Regions from separate parts of the Mus musculus genome. Here region 1 is linked to region 2. Evidence: chromatin contacts called from ENCODE Hi-C or POLR2A ChIA-PET data. All regions are on one chromosome and are shown on one strand. Each heading gives the region's core, a stretch centred on a gene start or an enhancer-like site at or near the end of the contact. The rest is flanking DNA. Distances are from core to core; before and after follow the strand shown.

The links. A loop is a pair of places that touch in the nucleus more often than their neighbours do. ChIA-PET counts read pairs that join two places held with the same protein, here RNA polymerase II (POLR2A).
Region 1: a loop to region 2 is called in a map of left cerebral cortex, with 2.3 times the contacts of the local background. The contact joins the promoter of Mpl here to the promoter of Tmem125 in region 2. A Hi-C loop is called at or near these places in 2 of 37 maps with a recorded cell type or tissue (both left cerebral cortex). POLR2A ChIA-PET finds 5 or more read pairs at or near these places in 1 of 5 experiments (embryonic stem cell).

Annotation. Positions count from the first base shown.
Region 1 is chr4:118,456,077-118,463,392 of GRCm38, forward strand. It overlaps Mpl (myeloproliferative leukemia virus oncogene), which reads right to left and starts at 1,437. Exons shown (of 12, transcript NM_010823.3): 1 at 1,317-1,437; 2 at 1,032-1,164; 3 at 600-778. The coding sequence starts at 1,395.
Region 2 is chr4:118,541,265-118,548,399 of GRCm38, forward strand. It overlaps Tmem125 (transmembrane protein 125), which reads right to left and starts at 2,462. Exons shown (of 4, transcript NM_172383.3): 1 at 2,336-2,462; 2 at 2,092-2,235; 3 at 1,337-1,496; 4 at 1-1,107. The coding sequence starts at 968. The coding sequence ends at 318. It overlaps Gm40237 (a long non-coding RNA gene), which reads left to right and starts at 5,875. Exons shown (of 3, transcript XR_001784414.1): 1 at 5,875-5,890; 2 at 6,420-6,891; 3 at 6,980-6,992.

The DNA.
Region 1 (7,316 bases), core at 187-2,686, 86 kb before region 2:
GGGAGGGAAGAGGAGGAAGGTTGCCTGTCCTGTTTTCCTATCCTCTTGAGAGTAATGAGCTCACTATGTGTAATGCTTGTGAGTGTGTGTGTGTGTATGAAGTTTCTAAAGTCCTTTCTTTCTCTCTTTTTTTGGATTTATTTATTATTATAAATAAGTACACTGTCTTCAGAAGAGGGCGTCAGATCTCATTACAGATGGTTGTGAGCCACCATGAGGTTGCTGGGATTTGAACTCAGGACCTTCAGAAGAGCAGTCAGTGCTCTTAACCGCTGAGCCATCTCTCCAGCTGGTTTCTTAAACAGACACTCTTTTCATCTCTGTTTCCTTGTTGCCCAGCACACGTCAACGACCTGACGGTTGGGTGGGTGAGTACATGTATATGTTAATGAGAGGAGCAAATTGTCCTTGATGTGAAATGATTTAGGGGAAAAGTCTAGTTCCAGATGCCAAGGCTAGGATGAATGATAAGCTGGGTTCTGAGGTGCCTCTGGGAACCTGAGAGAGAAGGGTACCCACATCGTCCTGAAAGACTACAGGTAAGCCTGATTCTGGGAGCTTGAGCAGGTAGAGAGGCAGTGTGGCAGAGATGCCCTTACCCACACTATCCACAAACAGCACCCGCTGGATCAAAGTCTGGTTGAGGGACACATTCTTCACCCAGAGGTGCAGCGGAAAGAAGAGGCGCACTTCATCCTGGGCTGGAAACTGGCACACATACCGGGTTCCAAAGGTGGGCACACTCTGGGAATACAGGGGGCATGCACGGGGCTTCTCTCTGTTGGTACAGTCATCATGTTCAGCTCTGAGGACCCAGGCTGAAACCATGCCCAATTTCTGTCTCCATCATTGCCGTTTTCTTCTCACTGCTGGAGGTAGGGGCTTGAGCGGGACCATTTATAGGGTGGCTATGTATTGAGCATGCATTTACAGGAATCCTCTGATAGGGCCAAAGACAGGAAAGCTAAGAATGTGACTCAGCTAAATATAAGAACAGATAAATGAGGATTGGGGTACAGCCCAGAACCTACCCTCGGTAGGCATACAGCAGCTGGTATGTCCCACTGGGTGCTGCCTCTTCCTCATCCCAGAAGCAGGTGAGGTCCTCAAATGTTTGGGAGAAGCAGTTCAGGGGCTCTGTGCCCAAGGCCAGCAAGAAGACATCTGAGAACAGAGATGGTGAGTTGGGCTCTCGATCATTCCAGTCATGTTTGTTGGGTAAAAGAAGGGAACCAGTGAGAGTCTCTTACCCCATATCCCCTCCCAGGGCTCCCTTTGCCTGTGAATAGGTAACATCCACCCTCTATCCACCTCACCTTGGCTGGTGACTTGTGCCTGGTTTGGAAGGGCCAAGAGGAGGCAGGAGGTGACCATGAAGAGGGCCCAAGAGGGCATCTTCTCCGGCACTGTGTGCCTGCCTTAGCCCATCCTCCCTTCAGGAAGCTGGGCCCCAATCCCCCCCGGGGCCAGCCCCTCAGGTTCCTGTCAGATACAGCCCCACGTCCTGTCCCTGTCTCTGCCCCTCTGGGGCCCATCCAGACCACACTGGGGCCAGGGGCCAGAGGAGGGGGAATGGGCAGGAGGGTGAGAGGAATTCGAAAGAGAAGCCATGAGCCTTCTGTTGGCAGGGACACAGAGGTATATATTCGCCTGTGAATCAAATGGAGACACCCTGTGGGTGTGTGGACTACTGAGGAAGAGCATATGGCTGTCAGAACAGTGCTAACCACGCTACATGTGTTGACTAAACGCCTGTCCAGTAGTCTTATTTCTATTGGGAAGATGAAGTTTAAAGGTTGTTCAAGGTCACATGCCCAGAAAGACGAAAGGCTCAGGAGATCAAGCCTCAGAAGGCAAGTGCTCATCAGTCATGCCACGCTCCTGGAGTGACCTGTCATGAAGCATTGTCCCACTCACAGATGTGCCTGATGGTGGCTCTCTCCAGCTTAACAGGTTCTGGGGCTCTGGATATAAACAGATGCACGCTCCTGGTAGGAACGCTCTGTCCATCACCGGGGGCGTTCTCAGCAACCTTGGTGTGTGCTCCATAGACAGCAGTGGCAGAGGGACCGAATGCAGGATCCCAAGCCCTTCCCAGACCCACTCACACAAGCATGCTTACCAGACTCCCCATATGATTCAGGACAGAGTAAAAGTCGAAAGGCACGGCCTTCGGCGTTTCTGTCTGGCTCGCTCAGAATGAGGAGTGCTGGGTCCCAGCTCTTTGACTGTGTCTGCTTCATTTCAGTGTGTGTGTGTGTGTGTGTGCTTGTGTGTGTGTGTGTGTGTGTGTGTGTGTGTGTGTGTGTGTGTGTGTGTGTGTGTGTGTGAAGGTATATGATCTCTTCATGGGAGCCAGGCCTCCTCCTCCTAGCTGTCCTGGACCAGTGGGTGGTTCCTATACTGGTTCTGAAAGCTCTGACTCTTGGTTGAAAAGAGGAGTATGTGGGGCCTTAAATTTAGCTTCCCTTTAGCTTCCTTGGGGGCTCCCAGTGGTGGCTTTGCAAACTAAATGGCCTCAGTGTCACCTTCCTTTCTTCCTTCTTGTGATGTAATTGACTCAAACAGAATTCCAGGAACTGAGCATGGGGAGAGAGAAATCTTTCAGGCCTTCTCTGCAGTCTTCGTTTTTTTTATTCTGGCTCCACTTCCTTGCCAGTTGTAGGGAGTCAGCTAGTCTGGTCTGTAGTCCTACTAACTCTCAGGTAACAAAGACCAGAGGTCACACTTTAAATGCCCTCTAACCTCTTCCCAAATATAGAGCTACCCGATTTCAATCAAGTTGAGTGAGAGGGGACACACAGTTTCTGTGTTCGTGTAGCCCTAGGCTTTAGCGTGAGGTAATGCTGATGACTTCAAAGGGAGTGATGACTTCACTCTTGGGCTCCAGACTTGGGTAGTCAACTGCTCACTTGGCTTCTCTACTTGCGTGTTTAATATTTAAGATTCCCTGCCAGGCGGTGGTGGTGCACACCTTTAATCCCAGCACTCGGGAGGCAGAGGCAGGCAGATTTCTGAGTTCGAGGCCAGCCTGGTCTACAAAGTGAGTTTCAGGACAGCCAGGGCTACACAGAGAACCCTGTCTCGAAAAACAAAAAAACAAACAAACAAAAAGATTCCCAAGCTGCACTGCATGCCCATAAAGCCCAGCTCACAGAAGGTGGAAGCACGGAGGATTGTGAGTTCGAGGCCAGCTTAGACTGCATAAGGGATTCTAGACCAGTCTCAGCTGCATAGGGACAACCTGTCTCAAAAAGCTAAATACAAAAACAAACGGCCAGGCTCCATGGGCTTGCTTTCTTCAAATCCCAGCCGCTTGGGGGGGGTGGGGGGGAACTGAAAAGGGAAGATCACTTGGACCCATGAATTTGAGATTGGCCTTGGCAACACAGTGAAAGAACCCTTATCAAAGGGGGTGGGGGTGGGGAGCCTGGTGTAATAGCTCACACCTTTAATCCCAGAACTTGGGAGAGAGAGGCAGGTGGATTTCTGTGAGTTCAAGACCAGCCTGTTCTACAAGCAAGCTTCAGGCCAGCGGGGCTACATAGAGAGACCTAGTCATATGAGAGAGAGAGAGAGAGAGAGAGAGAGAGAGAGAGAGAGAGAGAGAGAGAGAGAGAGAGAGAGAGAGAGAGGATGGATTTTGCATTCTGGTTTCCTAAACCCATCTCCTTCGTTTCCCATCTTGCCGTGTTTGTAACCAACACTTCTACCTATTCAGTGTTTAAACCCTAAACCTTAGTACTCCTCAACTGCTATCTTTCTCTTATCTTTCCTACATCCAATTGCTTAGCAAGTGCTGCAGCCTGAGTCTGCACTTTAATCCCCTCCAGCCCCCCACCCCTATCCCCATTCTATTCTACATTCTGGTCACTGCACTGGCTTCCATTAGCTCTTCGGCCCCATCTTTCTGTCCTCTCCCCTGTATCCTGCACAGCAGGCACATATGTTTTTAAAAAGTAATTTATATCTTATTCTATTTACATGAGTATAAAGGGTGCCCATGTCACAGTGTGTATGTGGAGGTCAGAGGTCAGAGGTCAGCTTTTGAGAGTTGGTTCTCTCCTTCTACCCCGGGATCTGCCGTTCAGGGCCAGGTCACTAAACTTTCTTTCTTTTTTTTTTTTTAATATTTTTTATTACATATTTTCCTCAATTACATTTCCAATGCTATCCCAAAAGTCCCCCATACCCTCCCCCCCACTTCCCTACCCACCCATTCCCATTTTTTTGGCCCTGGCGTTCCCCTGTACTGGGGCATATACAGTTTGCGTGTCCAATGGGCCTCTCTTTCCAGTGATGGCCGACTAGGCCATCTTTTGATACATATGCAGCTAGAGTCAAGAGCTCCGGGGTACTGGTTAGTTCATAATGTTGTTCCACCTATAGGGTTGCAGTTCCCTTTAGCTCCTTGGGTACTTTCTCTAGCTCCTCCATTGGGAGCCCTGTGATCCATCCAATAGCTGACTGTGAGCATCCACTTCTGTGTTTGCTAGGCCCAGGCATAGTCTCACAAGAGACAGCTATATCTGGGTTCTTTCAGCAAAATCTTGCTAGTATATGAAATGGTGTCAGCGTTTGGAAGCTGATTATGGGATGGAACCCTGGATATGGCAATCTCTAGATGGTCCATCCTTTCGTCTCAGCTCCAAACTTTGTCTCTGTAACTCCTTCCATGGGTGTTTTTTTCCCAATTCTAAGGAGGGGCATAGGGTCCACACTTCAGTCTTCATTCTTCTTGAGTTTCATGTGTTTAGCAAATTGTATCTTATATCTTGGGTATCCTAGGTTTTGGGCTAATATCTACTTATCAGTGAGTACATATTGTGTGAATTCCTTTGTGATTGTGTTACCTCACTCAGGATGATGCCCTCCAGGTCCATCCATTTGGCTAGGAATTATTCTTTCCATCTCACTGGTATGTTTAACGCTGTATCTTCATTCCCGCTAACATCCCTGGACAACGTCCCATAGCATTTAGAATAGAACTCAAATGCCTCCTCGTGGCCCATGAGGTCCTCCTGCCTGACCAGCACATGCAGCCTTGAACTCTACCTCCCTCCATTTCTCAGCAGCCATGACAACCTTACTGTGTCCCTCACCCTACCTTGTTCAGTCTCAAGCTGTTTGCAGCCATCAACCCATTCTCCTCCTAGTTCACAGTGGCAGCTTCTCTCCGTTTCCTCATGTCTGCTGTAACATTGTCTCCACAGTCTCCTGTGACTTCTCTTTCTCTTAAGTCTTGCAGTTCCCATGCATCCATTCTTAGCCCTCCGTGCTGTCTGAGTCACACTGCTTTTGACTCTTCTATAAACCCGAGACCTCATCAATCTTAGTTATTATTAAACATCTCTCTTGGTTTGTCTTTCCTTGGAACTTTAAATCCATCATGTCCCAAGCAGAACTATTACCCTCAGATGCCCTGTGGACCATCTTCTCCTATCTTCTGCATCTTACATGGGCTAGGCATCTGAACCTGAAACCCAAGGGCAACTCTCAAATCTTCCTTCTCCCTCTACTCCAGCATCCAAGTTCCTACCAAGTTCTACGACTTCTAAGGGAGGCAGTGCAGAAGTGGTTAAGCAGAGTCCACAGGGACTTTATGATTGTCACAGGGCCAAGATGGGTGCCTCTGGCTCCTGCATCCGAGGAGTTTCAGCTACCTGTCCCTGTCATTGTTCAGTTTCCTCTGCATTTATGCAACTAGGAAGAGCTACTGTCTCCAGTTCTTTATTTCTGTAGAAAATCAAGCAGGAACTGGCACAGGGGACAGAAGCCTTGTGGTTCAGGTTTCTTTGGTTAAAAAGTCCTGCAGACCCCAAGGTCCAATCCAAAGCAGTAGACTTGGTTTACAGATGCCGGTATTCAAGCTGGGGAGATAGCTCATGGAGTAAAGAGGTTGTTGCCAAGCCTGGAGACCTGAGTTGAGCCCTAGGTTCCATGTGAAAAAGGTTTGTCTAGCCAGGCGTGGTGATACACATCTTTATTCCCAGCACTTGGAAGGCAGGGGCAGGAAGTTCTGTATGAGTTTGAGGCCAGCCTGGTCTACATAGTGAATTCCAGGACATTTAGGACTACATAGAGAGATTCTTAATAAGTCAGGTGAGATGGTATATGTGCATGCTTGTAAAGCCAGTACCAAAGACATATTGATAACAGATCCCTGCGATCCAGCCTAACTTACTTGGCAAGTCCCAGGCCAGTGCTAGACCCTGTCTCAATAAAAACAGTGACAGCATGTGAGGAACGACACTTTTTTTGTTTTTGTTATTATTGCTGTTGTTGTTTCGTTTTTGTTTTGCTGTTGTTGTTCCCTGGTTCCAAGTGCACACACAAATGTGTACCTGCACATCAAGCTCCTAAAGAAGACACCATTAAATAGAGGGCTGGGAAGAGAACTGGCTCTTGTAATTCTGAGCCCTCTTTATTTCCCTATCGGTCCAGATTTCCCAACCTCGGGCAGTTTTATCGAATCAGAAAGTCTAAGTGTCGGTAGCTCTAGGCTCCAGAATTCTCTATCTCTCCATCTGTTTCCCAATATTGTCAGACATCCTTCTGCAACGAGTCCATTTATATTAGCACATCAGAACATTGTATCTTCCCCTTTCGTCATTTTATTGATTTCAAATTGTTGCTTGCCTTGTGTTCATATGTGCATGCATGTTCCTCTGTGTACAGCTGCATATGTGAGCATGGAGAGGCTCAAACTTGATGTTGGGTATCTACCTTGGTCACTCTCCATTTTATTTATTAAGCAGGATCTCTAGATAAACCCCTAGCGTGCCAATTTCAGCTAATCCAGCTAGGCAACTTTCCCCAGGGAACCCTTGCTTCTGTTTCATAAATGCTGGGACTACAACAGCCACACCTGCCCAGGCTCTTACATGGGTTCTGGAGATCTGAACTTGGATCCTCAGCAAGGGTTTTAATCCACTGAGCTATCTCCCTAGTCCTGTCAAGAGCATTTCAAGTTTGCCGTTCTGCTAATCTACAAATGGTATCTCCTTACATGGTGTCTAATCTGATGCTCAAACAGCCTTTTATTCTTCCCTTGCTTAGAATTTTTTCAGACCTCTACATGGTTTTTAGACCTGTCTTTCTGTGCTAGAACCCAGGGCCCTTCTCATCTTTACACTTTCTGTACTTGGGATCTCTCCCTCTGAAGGTGCTGTTTTCTAGTCTCTAAATCCAGTCCAAAACAAGGACTGCCCCCAGCCCCACTGTTATGGCTTCTCCAGTCAAAGAGCCTTCCCAACTTAACAGCCTACTACTAGGAGTCCTTTGTGCTTCTAGACCTGGTTTCAAGTCCTACTTCC
Region 2 (7,135 bases), core at 1,212-3,711:
ATGATGTCATAGGGCAAGGCTGGAGTTGTAGGGTCTTGGAAATATGGGTCAAGTCTTCAGAGACTCCAGATGAGTATCCTCTAGAGACCCCAGGACCAGGCATAGAGCATGACAGTCCATGATACAAACAGCCCCAAGGAGGTATCCCTCACCTTCTCATGGAATGGATATGAGGGTGCACACGAGCTCCTAATCACATATCATGAAATGCCATGGCGGGGGTGGGGGCGACACACATATATGCGTGCACCTGTGAATGTCTGCCACAAGTTCTGGGGATACTGAGGCAGGGCATGGGAAGAAGGGCTCCATCTCTGTCAGATGAGGCTGGCAATGCTGGAGGTGGTCTCATGACGCTGGCCAGAAGACAACTGTCCTGAGATGCTAAAGATGCTACTGTTATCACCGTGGCCATTTTGGGCGGAGAATGCCTCTGTACAGATCGGAGGGCAGTGTCCACTCACACCCACCTGGTACAGTAGCAACCCCAGCAGCAAGACTGAGCCCAAGGAAGCCAAGGTAATGCCCACAGACAGCATGGCAGCCAGTGGCCGTGCCGGGGCCGGGGCAGCAGCCAGCCCAGCCAGGGTCAGGCCAGTGACCAGCAGCACAAAGCCACTGAGCAACACTACAACAGCGTCGGCGCCTCCGCCGCTGCGCAGCAAGGCCACGTGCTGGGCCTGGCGTATGCAGTTCATATCCTGCACGGCAGAGCTCATCAGCTGCTTCACCAGAACCAGCAGGGCCAGCAGACAGAGCACAGTGCCCACGGCTAGTCGCCATTCGCCGGATCGGCTGCTGGTGGAGGACAGCAGCGCCACACCACCGGCCCCACAGCCAGCCACAAGGATCACGGCCACGGAGAAACAGAGCAAGGAGCGACGGGGCTGCTGGGACCACCATAGCTCCACCTGCTCTGCCAGCACATCTGGGGGCAGCCCCCTGCCCACTGAGGCTTGCTGGGACATGGCTTGGTCAGGCAGGGTCAGGACAGAGGATCACTGTCAGGGTTCAGAGGGTGTTTGTCGTGACCCTGTGTCCCCATCACCTGGTTGCCAGCGAGAAGCCCAGTCTCCTCTTCTTAGTCCAGGCTATGGTTACCCTCACCTGCAGGACAGGATCACAAGTTATTTCCCACCCATCTGGCCCTATAGCCTCATCTGGGAGTCTCAGGGAAGGGCCCCAAGAATCTTCCCCGGGGTCCTCAGGACCTATTCCCAAGAGCTACAACCCTAGCACTGCACCTTGCCAAAGCACCTCCCCTGACCCCAACAGAGTTCCCTCCACCACAGAGCTCCCCTTCCCCTTCAGAGAATCCCCTTGCCCAGCTCCTGACCTCTCACACAGGCTGTCTCGGTGGCCTGTTCCATCCAGGCTGTCGGAGGAAGCTGGTGGTGCCACAGTGGATGACAGGACAAACTGTCAGAGATAATGCCTCATTCAGGATCAGACTCACATGGCCTCAGCTGTCACTGCTGGGTCCTGGGTGGGGGAAGCTATGGGAAAGGGAGGCTGGTGACTTAACCCTTCTGGAACCAGCAGGCTGAGCCTGACCCTTCTCTCATAGGGCTGTACCCTTCCTTCTCTGTGGGTCAGGATCTGACCCCTAACACCGTTCTTCCTCTAGTTCCACCCTATCTCCGTCAGGCAAAAGAAGACGCATGCTCCAAGTCTCTCCTTCCAGTGCTGGTCGTCTCTGATGCAACAGGGCCCAACCCAAATTCCTCATCTTACCCTGAACCTGTTCCTCCTGTGTTCCTTTCTCAAGATGCTGTTACCACCCACCCTCCCTCTCGGCCCACTCCGGGGGCTCCTCAGCGCCTTCTGCTTTTGCCAATCCATGGCCCCAGGGGCTGTCTCTTGCCTCTAAACATATCTCTATCCAGTCCTGTTCTCGGCGCTCATCCAGAACCTGCCTGCTCCCCACGGGTCCATCCCCTGCTAAACGGCTCCACGTGTTCTCTAAGGCAGCAAAAGGAGGACTCAGGATTTGAACCGCAGCCTAGTCCTTCCCATCGTGGGAATGTGGGGAGGGATCTAACAGTGTTACTCATTTAACCTGTTCCCTACAAGACAGGCGGCATGACTCACATCAGGTAAAAATAAAGCTAGCACTGCCGGCAAGGAACCCAACTTCCGGCAGCAGGAGAGACCGATCCTGTAGGTGTCAGCTGCGAGTCCAGGAGGGACGGGAGTGGGGCAGGGAAGCCCCAGCTCACCTCTTAGAGGCTTTTTCTGAAAAGTGAGGACAGAGAAGTTAATTCTGAGGAGTGGGAGAAGTCATCTAACATACTCCTTTTAGACTTCCCACGGGGCAAAGGAGCTCAAAACATACTTTTTTGAGCCAGAGAGACTCGGGGTGAATCAGAACCCACATGGACCACACTGCCGAGACCACGTTTTTACTCCAACGAGACAGAGTAGGGGACCGCTCTGCCCTTTGCAGAGAGGTTGCCTGGCACGCAAGGTGGGTGGGGTAAATGCCCACGCCCCAAGGGTGGTTGGGGGAGGGACCGTGGGCGGAGTCTGTCCCAGCATTCCTCAGGACTGTGGCTTGCTCATCTGAAGGTGCTGACACCGTCTATTGGGGAACGACCCCAGCGTGGGTGGAGGTTCCCGGTAGTAGAACCCGTGAAAAAGGTGGGGGTGGGGCGTATGGGGCACTCACGGGACGCCTGGCTGTGCTGAATCCGATTTGAGCAGGCAGGACCCAGCAGGTTGGGCGCTCTAGGTCTGTTTCCGGGGAGACGCTTCACCTGCCTAACCTGCACCCAGGTGAGCTGGAAGGAGGGGGGGATTAACAGGTGCTGTTTCCAGGGCAGGGCCTGAGCCAATTGGCTGACGTGGCCCTGCGACTTCAGTGGGGCTGAGACATTCCTGGGAAGGGAGGGGCTTCTGTCCGCTGCTGGTAGGTCTGAAACACAATATGCAGATTGGGTCAGCAGGAGGAAAGAATGCTGGCCCTCTGCCCCAGTCTGAGCCCTAGCCCACCCCACAACTCCAACTTAATTTTACCTTCAGCCCCTCCCCGAAGATCTACAGCCAGGCCTGCAATCTTTGCACCCTGAGAGGCTGAGGCAGGAGGAGAGCCAGTAGGAGGTTCCAACTGGCCTGAAACCTCCTCATTCCAGCTGATTCTGGACTTTAGTTCTGAATCCCACTGTATCCTCAGCCCCAGCGTCCAGCATCAGCGATACCCCAAACCTAGCTCCAGCTCTGTCTTAGGCTTTCCCCCAATAAGCCCTTTGTTTATTTTCCTTGAGGCCTCAAGTGAGTGGCAGGATTAGCCTGCCCCATGAGTGGGTAGAGGCCTTTCAGGTAGACAGCTGGAGCTGGACAGTTGGATAAGTTTCACAACTCTTGACAAGGCAAAAGAAGCCCTTGCCCTTCAGCTGGACTGTCCCCCACCTACCTCCGGCCTCTCTCTGGCCGAGTCTGGCCAACTTGAATCATTGAGCTGAAATGCCTTGGCTGATCTGGCTGATCCGACTGCACTCACGACCCGTGTTTCTTCCATATTCATTCGCAACAGATCTTTAGTTAGTTAGCTTTCACCCCTGACCCAGAGGTGTATCCCCAGCCACTGCAGGGATAAGTACTAGTTTACTAACCACCATGACCTCAGCAGCCAGCGGTAGCCTGTACGCGTAGGGTAATCGATAAATGTTTGTTGAGTGGCTGGCTAAATAAAAGTGTGAACTGACTGACGGTGTGACTATTTTGACCTTTGAGCTTTTGGGATGAAACCAGAAGGACAAGTTGGGCCCAGGCTGTGTGGTCCTGGAGGGCCTCAGGGATGCATTTGGACAATGCTGGGTGTCCACAGGGGTGTTCAAGGTGGAACCGGGATATGGTTCAGGGCTCTGCTTCTAATCAGCAAGTCTGGGTCCTAGACACCATGCCCCAAGTGGGCAGAGGGTGACTGGTTGGAGAATGTACAGTTTGTCCCACATCTTCTGTCCTACCCCTTCTGTAAACTATATGTTAGTATGTTCTTCTCTCTGCATTTGATGTGTATTTAAAAAACTAAACAAACCACTACCAGCAGCAGCAGCAGCAGCAGCACCACCAAAAATCCCAAACAACAGAATGAAATCCAAGTCAATCTTCCCCAGATCAGGGCACAGGGTAACTGTGCCTGGCCTGGCTTCCTCTTTGCTTTGTTCGCTGCAGAAGACAGGGAGCCTCCTAAGTCCAGAGCAGCGTGGTCTGTATGTCTAAGTGTCAGCTTAGTTATGTATTTGTTTTACATTTCTCTCACATATTACATCCAAATTCAACTCCAGTTTCCTCTCCTCTCCTCCTCTCAGAGACTCTCCCTCTCGCTCCCTCAGATCCACTCCTCTCTCATTCTCTCCAAAAAAGCAAGAAGGAGGAGGAGAGCCGGGCGGTGGTGGCGCACACCTTTAATCACAGCACTCCGGAGGCAGAGGCAGGCGGATTTCTGAGTTTGAGGCCAGCCTGGTCTACAGAGTGAGTTTCAGGACAGCCAGGGCTACACAGAGAAACCCTGTCTCGAACCCCCCACCCCCCCCAAAAAAGGAGGAGGAGAAAGAAAAGAAAGGAAAAGAAAAGAGCAGGCCTCCCTCCCAGGGATTTCAATCGAACATGGCATGAAGTTACAAGAAGACTAGCCACAAGTCCTCATATCCAGGCTGGATGAGGTAACCCACTAGGAGGAAAAGGGTCCCAAGAGCGGGCAAAAGAGTCAGGGATGTCGCATTCCCCCTGTGCGGAGTCCCACAAGAGCACTGAGCTATGCAACTATAATGTATGTACAGAGGACCTAGGTCAGACCCAGACAGGCTTCCTGACTGTCACTTCAGTTTCTGGGAGCCCCTCTTATTTATGTAACTTAAGCCTTTCTAATAGCCTGTTTCAAAAGAACAGTAAAACCAACACAGTAAAATGAATGTGTTTGCTGGGCTATGGATGCAGCCCAGTGGTTGCTCGCCCCCTGGTTCAATCCCCAGAGCTGCAAAACTGTATGTATTGGAATTGTAAAATATATTTTACTATAGAAGGTATTAATGGGCTCTTTGAAAGTCTTTTCTTTTCTTTTTTTTTTTTTTTTTTAGATTTATTTATTATTATATGTAAGTACACTGTAGCTGTCTTCAGACACACCAGAAGAGGGCGTCAGATCTTGTCACGGATGGTTGTAAGCCACCATGTGGTTGCTGGGATTTGAACTCTGGACCTTCGGAAGAGCAGTCGGGTGCTCTTACCCACTGAGCCATCTCACCAGCCCCTGAAAGTCTTTTCTTATACATACAAACTGTATCTCAGTTCAAATTAGCTACACATTGAGTACCCAGTAGCCACCTTTGCCTGTGGCTGTCACCTTACTGGGGAGTACAGCTCTGGCTAGCTTTTCCCTGAAGAAAACTTTAGGGCTGCTTGACTGGTGCAGAGCAGGGGACATTGGATGACATAGTGGGTATTAATCCTGCCATTCTGCAAAGCATTATGAACGTGCCCCCTTTATAAGAAACAGGCCTGGGAGAGCCAAGGTCTGCCAGAGCTTGCCAGCCTGGATTCGATCTGAACTCTTCTAATAGCCTGGTCCTTAGGAAACTCTAGTCTCCTGCTAACCTAATGTTCAGCTGTCCTAGACAAAAGCTGGTGCCGGGAACCCCGAACATCCCCTTTCTCTACTCTTTCCCTTTGGAGTCTATAGAGGGAGAAGCAGAGCCTAAGGCTTCATCAGTTTGAATACTGGCTGGGGCTGGGCAAGTTAGTGGCTCAAAGTGTTGAATCTGTCCCTAAAGCAGGGACAGAAATGGAGGCTCAGGAGGTAGAGGTGGCAGTGGGCGTGCAGGAGAAGCTGTAGGTCAGGAGGTAGAGGTGGCAGTGGGCGTGCAGGAGAAGCTGAGGTCGGGAGGTAGAGGTGGCAGTGGGCGTGCAGGAGAAGCTGTAGGTCGGAAGGTAGAAGTGGCAGTGGGCGTGCAGGAGAAGCTGTAGGTCGGGAGGTAGAGGTGGCAGTGGGCGTGCAGGAGAAGCTGTAGGTCAGGGGGTAGAGGTGGCAGTGGGCGTGCAGGAGAAGCTGTAGGTCGGGAGGTAGAGGTGGCAGTGGGCGTGCAGGAGAAGCTGTAGGTCAGGGGGTAGAGGTGGCAGTGGGCGTGCAGGAGAAGCTGTAGGTCAGGAGGTAGAGGTGGCAGTGGGCGTGCAGGAGAAGCTGTAGGTCAGGGGGTAGAGGTGGCAGTGGGCGTGCAGGAGAAGCTGTAGGTCAGGAGGTAGAGGTGGCAGTGGGCGTGCAGGAGAAGCTGTAGGTCAGGAGGTAGAGTTGGCAGTGGGCGTGCAGGAGAAGCTGTAGGTCGGAGAGGTAGAGGTGGCAGTGGGCGTGCAGGAGAAGCTGTAGGTCAGGGGGTAGAGGTGGCAGTGGGCGTGCAGGAGAAGCTGTAGGTCAGAGTGGATAGGTGGCAGTGGGCGTGCAGGAGAAGCTGTAGGTCAGGAGGTAGAGGTGGCAGTGGGCGTGCAGGAGAAGCTGTAGGTCAGGAGGTAGAGGTGGCAGTGGGCGTGCAGGAGAAGCTGTAGGTCAGGAGGTAGAGTTGGCAGTGGGCGTGCAGGAGAAGCTGTAGGTCGGAGAGGTAGAGGTGGCAGTGGGCGTGCAGGAGAAGCTGTAGGTCGGGGGGTAGAGGTGGCAGTGGGCGTGCAGGAGAAGCTGTAGGTCGGGGGGTAGAGGTGGCAGTGGGCGTGCAGGAGAAGCTGTAGGTCGGGAGGTAGAGGTGGCAGTGGGCGTGCAGGAGAAGCTGTAGGTCAGGGGGTAGAGGTGGCAGTGGGCGTGCAGGAGAAGCTGTAGGTCGGAGAGGTAGAGGTGGCAGTGGGCGTGCAGGAGAAGCTGTAGGTCGGGGGGTAGAGGTGGCAGTGGGCGTGCAGGAGAACCTGTAGGTCAGGGGGTAGAGGTGGCAGTGGGCGTGCAATAGAAGCTGTAGGTCGGGGGGTAGAGGTGGCAGTGGGCGTGCAGGAGAAGCTGTAGGTCAGAGTGGAGAGGTGGCAGTGGGCGTGCAGGAGAAGCTGTAGGTCAGGGGGTAGAGGTGGCAGTGGGCGTGCAGGAGAAGCTGTAGGTCAGGGGGTAGAGGTGGCAGTGGGCGTGCAGGAGAAGCTGTAGGTCAGGAGGTAGAGGTGGCAGTGG